3 separate regions of the Homo sapiens genome follow, and all the other regions are linked to region 3. Evidence: chromatin contacts called from ENCODE Hi-C or POLR2A ChIA-PET data. All regions are on one chromosome and are shown on one strand. Each heading gives the region's core, a stretch centred on a gene start or an enhancer-like site at or near the end of the contact. The rest is flanking DNA. Distances are from core to core; before and after follow the strand shown.

Region 1 (2,700 bases), core at 58-2,557, 190 kb before region 3:
CCACGGAGCAAGCGGAGAGATTTATCTTCCCGGCTTTAAGAGGTACTAACGGAGGAGGCTGAGAGGCAGGAGCTGAATAATTGATGGCCTTCTCTGGCTCAGGATCTGCTGAAAATGACACGGTGCAAGGCAGAGGGGCTGAGAGTGCTGACCACAAAATGCTGAGAAGCCACTCCAGGGCGGTCACGGCCAGAAGGAGGACCCCCACTCAGGACGGGGTCACAGGCATTTGGGGCGGGTGTCAGAGGCTCCTGCCCTGGGTCATTCCAGGGGGCCAGGATACCCAGAAGCTGGGCCTAGAGGCCCACAGGGCTGGCTCACCCCCACTTCCCTCTCACACGCCTGCCATCACCGGTGCTTCAGCCCAGCAACCCCATGGCTCGTTGGCCCCGTCCACAGCCCCCACTGCCTCCTGTGTGCTGGGCGTGGGCCTCTGAGCTCTACTCTCAGCCTCCTTAGCCCCAGGAGAGGAGTGGAGGACAGGGGTTTAACGTGGGGTGTGGTGCGGAGCGGGGAGGGCTGTGGCGCCCCCTCAGCCCCTCCTTTCCTAACAGCCTCAGCCTCCCCCCTGGAGAATCCCCTACCTGCTGGGCACATCTGGCCTCTCCCCACCATTCTGTCTCCAGCCGGGAGATCTCTACCCAGTGAAACAGTGAAACAGGAAGGGTTCCCTGGTTACCCCGCGCAGGGCGCAGGGCATGCAGCGGGGGAGTGGCTCGCTTCTTCAGTGCCCCACCGCTCACACCTCTAGGGGAGCATACAGACGGGCAGGCTGTGGGGCTCTGACCCCATGGCAGTGTCTGGGGGTGAATGTTTACAGCTCTTGAAACCCCAGTGGGAGTGCGTTACCGGGTGGTCTTTTAGTCTAGCGGTCTGTAGGTGGCTGGTGAGAGTGAGCTCAATTAGACCCCTGCCTTATAACAAGGACAGAGGAATTTCTGTATCCCAGGGTTTCTTGCCTTGGTGTACCAAAAAATTGGATCACACGTGGGCTTGGAGAATGAGTGCAAGGTTTTATTGAGTGGAAGTAGCTCTCAGCAGATGGGGGAGCCAGAGGGGAGATGGTTTTCCCCTGGAGTCAGGCAACATTCTCGGGATGTCCAGCAGCTTGTCTTCTTCCACCAGTGTGTTCCTCTCCCCACACAGAGGCTTCTGTCTCTGCCTTGCTAGGGTCTTGGGTTTTTATAGGCATAGGATGGAGGCATGGCAGGCCAGGGTGGTCTTGGGAAATGCAACATTTGGGCAGGAAATGCCTGTCCTCACCTAGGTTCGTGGGGGTGGAGCCCTAGGCAGGGACCACGCCCTTCTCTACGGAGCACTTCCCGTCCCTCCTCTGTATCATTTAAAGGGACCACGCTTTTCCCTTCTCAGCACTTCCTTTCCGTATCAACAGGAGGCCAGGGACTGGCTGGACCCCTAGGAGCCAGGTCCTACGGATAGGTGAGCCGGCCCCCCAGGGCAAACACCTCCACTGGGCAGACCTGACTGCCCAGAGCTGGATTCTTTACTTGTAAAAGGGGCCATGAGTGACACAGGCTCGGCCTGCTGTGCCTTGAGGAAAGGAGAGGCTAAAAATTCTGCCTTCTCTCCTAAAGCCAGCCGGGCTCTTTATGGTGGGGGAAGGAAGGATTTGTTTATTTGCACTCTTCTGAAATAAAAGTTCTCTATCCTCCCTCCTGGCTGGAGTTGGGAGGGCCCCATGGGTGGGCTCTGAGATGTGGCACACGGTACCCAGGGCAGGGCTGGGAAGGGTGGGGTGCAGGGGCCTCCCTGGCTGCAGGGCCCACCCACCAGGTGCCTGGGCTTGCTGCACTGAGCAGGCATGGGCTCTGGCCCCCCTCACTGTCCCTTCCAGGCCCAGCCTGTGTTCAGGGCCCAGGACAGGGTCTGGCCAGCAGGCCCCAGGCCTCCAAGATGTTCTCAGCCTCTGGAGTGTGTGTGATGATGAGCACTCATGGAGCTTCCTGTATGCTGGGCCCTGGGCTTCTGAGAGGGCCACCGGGTGGCGACTGAGTCACGAGGTGGAGGGCCAGTCCCAGGGACTCCAGGTGACCTCGTGTCGGCACCACGCCCTTCTCCCATGGGCAGTCCTGGGCGCCCCTTCCTGGCCTTGGGCCCAGTGGCCTGTGGCCTGACCCCGTCCACTCCTGCTTGGTTGTCCCAGCAGCAGCAGGAGCCCATGCTGGAGAAGGTGTTATGGGGCAGGTGGAGGGCCCGGCTGACTCAGATGATCCCCCAAGTTTCTTTTCAATGAACACTTGTTTAGTGCAGTTTTTCCTCCTCAAATCCCCCTCACACAGGCAGACACCCTCTTGGCCCAGGGTAATCTGCTGAGCCTTTGCTCAAATATAGCAGCTTTGCTGCTTTCTAAACACAACTAATCCAATTTGGGATTTGGGGATTCGAGGTGGGCAGCACTGGGCCTCAGATGAGCCCCCATCACCCCAGACCCATGCAGGAAGAGCCAGGCAGGGTGGGGCCCTGGGGCCACCTGGTGGGCTCAGGGCCAGGGCATCGCGATGTCCCCATCCTTCACACTACGGGGCTTCCTGGCTGCAGAGTTGGGGACTCAGCTGGGAATGCTGGCCATAGAGGCAGAGAGCCCCCATCCTGCTGGGCCAGCCCTGACCTGGCTTCTCCAGGGTGGCCCAGTGTCCCCTTCTGCCCTTCCCCTGGCTCCCACCGTCCACATCCCTCTAT
Region 2 (2,700 bases), core at 151-2,650, 240 kb before region 3:
GGTCACGCCTGAGGAGCAGGACCCACTGGGTGGGCCCCCAGCACCCCTCCCCCTCAGCCAGGCGGGCACCTCTGTGATGACCATCTTCTTCCTCTCAAAGCACAGGCGGATCTGCTGCAGCTCGTTCTGAGGGTGGGGCCCAGGATGGGCTTGGGCAGCATCAGCAGGGTGGCCAGTACCTCCCCGCTGGGCCCACTGGCCTACTGCACGAAGACCTCCCTCCCTAATGAATCCCTCAGGCCCACCTGGAGTGCTGTTACGAAGCTTCCTCCCCCCCCACAGCCCCTCCCCCAGGCCCACCTGGGACTGTTGCACGAAAGCCTCTTGCCCCTGGCACAGCTCCCGCCGCAGCAGCTGCAGAGGTGCCCTGTTCCCCAAGGGCTGCGTGCCAGCCGGGTCGGGGGGCTGTGGGAGAGCCCCCAGATCAGCCCTAAGACTGCGGGCTAGAGGGGCGTTGGCTGCATGGGGTCCCTGGGCCCTGTATTTACCCAGGCCAGAGCAGTGCAGCTTGAGTGTTCGGGACACAGGGGCAGGAACTGCTGCCCCGGCCCCAGGAGGGCCCCCAGCTGCTCCCGAAGTTCCTGATTCTGCCTTTTCTGGGGTGGGGGGCAGAGAGAGGGGGCTGCCTGTCATGGCCGCTCCTGCGGCTGGGGCTGGGGCAGGGGCAGGGGCGCCAGGTGGTGGGTGGGGCTGGGGCTGGGGCAGGGGCAGGGGCAGGGGCGCCAGGTGGTGGGTGGGGCTGGGGCTGGGGCAGGGGTACCAGGCGGTGGGTGGGGCTGGGGCTGGGGCTGGGGCGGTGGGTGGGGTGCTCACCAGGCTGTGGTTCTCCTGCTCCAGCTGCAGGAAGGACTGTTCTGCAGAGCCCAGCAGCCCGCACTGAAGCTGGGACAGGGCTACCCTGGGCGAGGCCAGGGCCCCTCCCTCCCGTGACAGGGGTGGGCATGGGCAGGGTCTGGTCCCTGAGCCAATGGATCCCCCCTGCCTGGGAGCCCCCTGGTTCGACCCTGGGTGCAGGGGCCAGCCCCACCCAAGCCCTGCCTCCAGGTCTCCTTGTCTCGGCCCCTCAGTGTCTCTCGCTCTCTGCTCCTGGCTGGACAGAAAGAGCCCGGGAGCCTCGCCCTCCACTGTGGGCCCACTGCCCCCTGCCCCTGGGACTGGGAAAGGTCTCTGGGACTGCACTGAGTGAGCAGAGGAGATGGGGCCCAGGCAGGGCCACCCTACAAATCCCTGGCAGGGCTGGTCCAGGCCTCCTCCATGGCTGCTGGAGGCTGGGGTTGGGGGACACTGGGGGTGGGGGTGGCCGCAGGGGCCCAGGGTTTTCAGCCCCTCCATCCCTCCCTGCAACCCCTTCCTGATCCCAGGTCCAGGCTCTGGCCTGGCCCAACCTGCCACCCTCTTACTGAGGGGGCTGCCCCAGGCAACAGTCACAAAGGCCTGGGTGCAGCCAGGGCGGTCACAATGGGCCCCTCCCACCTGGTCCTGAAGCTGCCCCGCCTGATGACCTCACTGCCTCTGACCCACTGACCCACCATGCGAGTTTTCTTTCTTTCTTTCTTTTATGGGAAGGGGACTTGCTCTGTCACCCAGGCTGGAGTGCAGTGGCACAAGGTGTCTCATTGCAGCCTCCAACTCCTGGGCTCAGGCAATCCTCCCACCTCAGCCTCCCAAGTAGCTAGGACTACAGATGTGTGCAACCATGCCCGGCTAATTTTTAAGTTTTTTGTAGAGATAAGGGTCTCGCTATGTTGCCCAGGCTGGTCACAAACTCCTGGCCTCAAGCGATCCTCTTACCTCAATATCTGAAAGTGTTGGGATTACGGATGTGAGCCACTGCACCCAGCCTAGTTATAAAACAGATAATACACACACTCACAGTGTGGATTCAAAAAGTATCAAACAATAAAAATGGTGTCCAAGCTTTTCCCACCTTTATCTCCTGTCCCTGCAGACAGGAGCTTCCTCTTTAAGCTCCTAGAGGTGGGCTGCCGTCCCCTGCCCCTGGTTCACACAGAAGAGGTCATCCTGTAGCCCAGCTTTGCTTTTCACCTAATATATCTCTGAGGTTTTAAAACATTCTTTTCTAGCTATGTATTGAATATTTACATTATGCCAGATCCAGTACATGCCATTGTTATCCTCTGTTTTTTTTTTTTTTTTTGAGACGGAGTCTTGCTCTGTCGCCCAGGCTGGAGTGCAGTGGCGCAATCTCGGCTCACTGCAAGCTCCGCCTCCCAGGTTCACGCCATTCTCCTGCCTCAGCCTCCCGAGTAGCTGGGACTACAGGCGCCTGTCACCGCGCCCGGCTAATTTTTTTGTATTTTTAGTAGAGACGGGGTTTCACCGTGTTAGCCAGGATGGTCTCGATCTCCTGACCTCATGATCCACCCATCTCCACCTCCCAAAGTGCTGGGATTACAGGCGTGAGCCACCGCGCCTGGCCTGTTATCCTCTGTTTATGGGTGGGAAAGCTGAGGCAGGAAGCCCTTTAGTCACTTGCCGAAGGCCACGCTGTTAACGGTCGGACCAGATTTGGGTGGCGGAAGAGAACTCATCCGACAGTAGGGCCAGATTCACGCCCCAGGCCCGTTCCCTCCTGCTCCCTGGTGCTCCTCACACCATCGGCCCTGCTGCCCCTCACTGCCCCTGAGTCCCTGTGCCCGTGTCCTCCTTCTTGAACCCATCAGCCGTCAGTTAACCCTC
Region 3 (2,700 bases), core at 45-2,544:
AAGGCCGACTAGGCGCCGAGAGCGAGCAAGGGCTGTGAGGACTGCCAGCACGCTGTCCCCTCTCACTGGGTTGCTATTAAAAATGGGCGCTGAATATAAAAATTAACCGGGCGTGGTGGTGCATGTCTGTAAGTCCCAGCTACTCCGGAGGCTGAGGTGGGAGAATAGTTTGAGCCCGAGAGACTGAGGCTACGGTGAGCCGTGATTGTGCAACTGCACTCCAGCCTGGGCGACAGAGTGAGACCCAGTCTCAAAACAAAATCAAACACGGGCGCTGCCCTGGGCAGGGGAGGTCTGGGCACAGCTGTGCTGATGTGGGCAGTGGACAGGTGTCACGTGAGAGCCTGTGGCCAAGCCTAAGCTGCGGTTAAGGTGGGAGGCTGAAGGGTTTGGAGTGTGCACCACCCCGGACCACCTCTCAGTAGGAATGTGGCAATGCACTTCGGTGCTGGATTCCTACTTCTGGCTGTGTGATTTGCGACACGTTACCCCACGCACCTGTACCACAACTTCCTCATCTCCCAAATGGGATGACAGTAGTTAGCAAACCTCCCTGGACTGCTGTGAGCATTCTGCCAGAAAAATGTACTCCAAGCTCTTGAAGTAGGCCTGGCGTTTGGTTGGTGCTCAGTACATATTCAATGTTTCTGTCGCTGGCGTCATCACTGTGTTCATGGCAGAGCTCTGTGCCGCCAGGACTGGGCCGCCACCCAGACCTTCCTTTCCCGCCCCAGGGGTGAACTGTGGACAGGACCCTCTGGGGGGACTAGGCCAAGGCTCTCCCACCTCTGGGGACCCGCGCCCATGGGCCTCAGATATGTGGCTCGAGAAGGGGGAGTGGGGGCAGGGCCCCTGGAAAACCCCTCGAGGCCAGACCCACCACTCCCAATATCCGTAAGACCAGGGGCTTGAGTCTTTCCTGCAGACAGATGTGGGCAGGAACCCACCCGACTCCCAGCTACGTGGGGACGTGGACGAACTAACAGGACAAATTCTAGTTCCTGGACACCGCCCTCCCAGTATCCTCGCAATTAGACACCCATGCAGCGGCACTACACTGATCCGCACACGGAGATACACAGCGACATCCGCCCGCAAGAGCATGGTGGGTGCCGGAGCTCCCGGCTGTGGGCCCAGGAACTACATTTCCTAGAAGGATGTGCTAGATACTCGTTCGCGTCGGGACGCAAGCACCGGCCCGAACTCGCTCTAGGAAATGGAGTCTGACGCCTGCGCGGCGCAAACGCTCCCGGGAGGTGTAGTTTGCGCCTATTTCGCGCAGGCGCGCTTTCCCGCAGCGGCCGCCTGCTGCTCTTTGTGGCAGTCGCAGTCCTTTTGTGGGAGTCCGGTCTGTCCACTTGCCGGTCCCTCAGACCGTCGGCGGTCTCTGTCCGCTTCGGGACCTGTCCGCTGGTCGCTCCGCGTCCGATGGCTCCTGGCCGCGGAACCTTAGGCCTGGCCCTGGTCTCCGAGCGCGGGTTCGCCGGGAGGAGCGTGTGGCGGGGGTGTGCCGGGGCGTGAGTGCGCCGAGCATGGGGCTGAGCCTGGTGTGGGGAGTGGGTATCTGCGGAGCCGGCCTGAACCCCACCTCAGCCGGGCGCGGGGAGGGGGCTCCGTGCGTGTGATCGTGCAGCTGTGAGCGCGTGGCCGCCCCGCGGGGCTCCGCTGCAGGCCCCTCAGCCCCAGGAGCAGTACTCGCTCTTCAGGGCCTGCCCTGGATCCTGGAGGCTACACAGCTGCCCACTCCTCCTGGGGAGGCTGCCGTGGAGGCCATGGAGATCCCTGCCCCGGAGCCCGAGAAGACAGGTACAGCTTCACTCTTGTAGTCAGTATGTCTGTGGATTTGCACTTGAGGATATTGACACTCAGAGAGATCAGGCCAGTTTCCCAGAAGCATCCAGCATCTTTTTTTTTTTTTTTAAATGGAATCTCACTCTGTCACCCAGGCGGGAGTGGTGCAATGGCTTGATCTCCGCTCACTGCAACCTCTGCTTCCCGGGTTCAAACTATTCTCCCGCCTCAACCTCCCAAGTAGTTGGGATTGCAGGCGCGCGCCACCACGCCCGGCTAATGTTTGTATTTTTAGTAGAGACGGGGTTTTGCCATGTTTCCCAGGCTGGTCTTAAGCTCAAGCGATCCGCCCGCCTCGGCCTCCCAAAGTGCTGGGATTACAGGCGTGAGCCATCGCTCCTGGCCTCCTGCTTCTTTCTTCCCCGCGCCCAATCATTTGTTCCCACTCAGACGTGCTTGATTGGGGGTAGCAGCTCTTTTCGTCATGAATTGGAGTGTCTGAGACACAGGCAGATTATTCCTCGATGCTGTTTCTGTTGGTGCTAGCTACTGGGGCTCGTTCCCCACCTGGCCTTGCTGGCAGGTTCTGCCTCCTCTCTGATTCTCACTTGTGCCACGACAGGTGGGCTTTAAGCTCAGCCGTGAGCCTGGTAGCCGTGACCTTGACTCATTTCTCCTTCGCCAGCTCTTTCCTCTCAGGATCCTGCTCTTTCCCTGAAAGAGAATCTCGAGGATATATCGGGTTGGGGTCTTCCCGAAGCCAGGTCCAAGGTGAGTGGCTGTGTGTTCTTCCTTCTTTATGAAGAGGGTTGGCACATTCCCTCCCCAGCCCTGGATCGTCAGCCTTCCACAGACCTTCACCCGGGTACCTGCTGGCCAGTCCTCAGGAAGCTCTGGGCAGTGGGAACA

The links. A loop is a pair of places that touch in the nucleus more often than their neighbours do. ChIA-PET counts read pairs that join two places held with the same protein, here RNA polymerase II (POLR2A). Pooled maps may share reads with other maps.
Region 1: a pooled map shows a loop between it and region 3 (6-fold over the local background). The contact joins the promoter of LINC00896 here to the promoter of ZNF74 in region 3. A Hi-C loop is called at or near these places in 7 of 50 pooled maps.
Region 2: a loop to region 3 is called in a map of mesothelial cell of epicardium, with 7 times the contacts of the local background. The contact joins the promoter of CCDC188 here to the promoter of ZNF74 in region 3. A Hi-C loop is called at or near these places in 1 of 168 maps with a recorded cell type or tissue (mesothelial cell of epicardium) and 7 of 50 pooled maps. POLR2A ChIA-PET finds 5 or more read pairs at or near these places in 1 of 52 experiments (HEK293T).

Annotation. Positions count from the first base shown.
Region 1 is chr22:20,205,025-20,207,724 of GRCh38, forward strand. It overlaps LINC00896 (long intergenic non-protein coding RNA 896), which reads left to right and starts at 1,308. Exons shown (of 1, transcript NR_026919.1): 1 at 1,308-2,700. It overlaps LOC105372862 (a long non-coding RNA gene), which reads right to left. Exons shown (of 3, transcript XR_938009.3): 3 at 994-1,221. RefSeq lists an enhancer at 1,425-1,664.
Region 2 is chr22:20,149,655-20,152,354 of GRCh38, forward strand. CCDC188 (coiled-coil domain containing 188) reads right to left here and starts at 1,401. Exons shown (of 9, transcript NM_001365892.2): 1 at 814-1,401; 2 at 489-596; 3 at 301-405; 4 at 70-126. The coding sequence starts at 1,332.
Region 3 is chr22:20,392,857-20,395,556 of GRCh38, forward strand. ZNF74 (zinc finger protein 74) reads left to right here and starts at 1,295. Exons shown (of 5, transcript NM_003426.4): 1 at 1,295-1,806; 2 at 2,477-2,562. The coding sequence starts at 1,773. RefSeq lists enhancers at 405-1,394, 796-865, 1,336-1,475.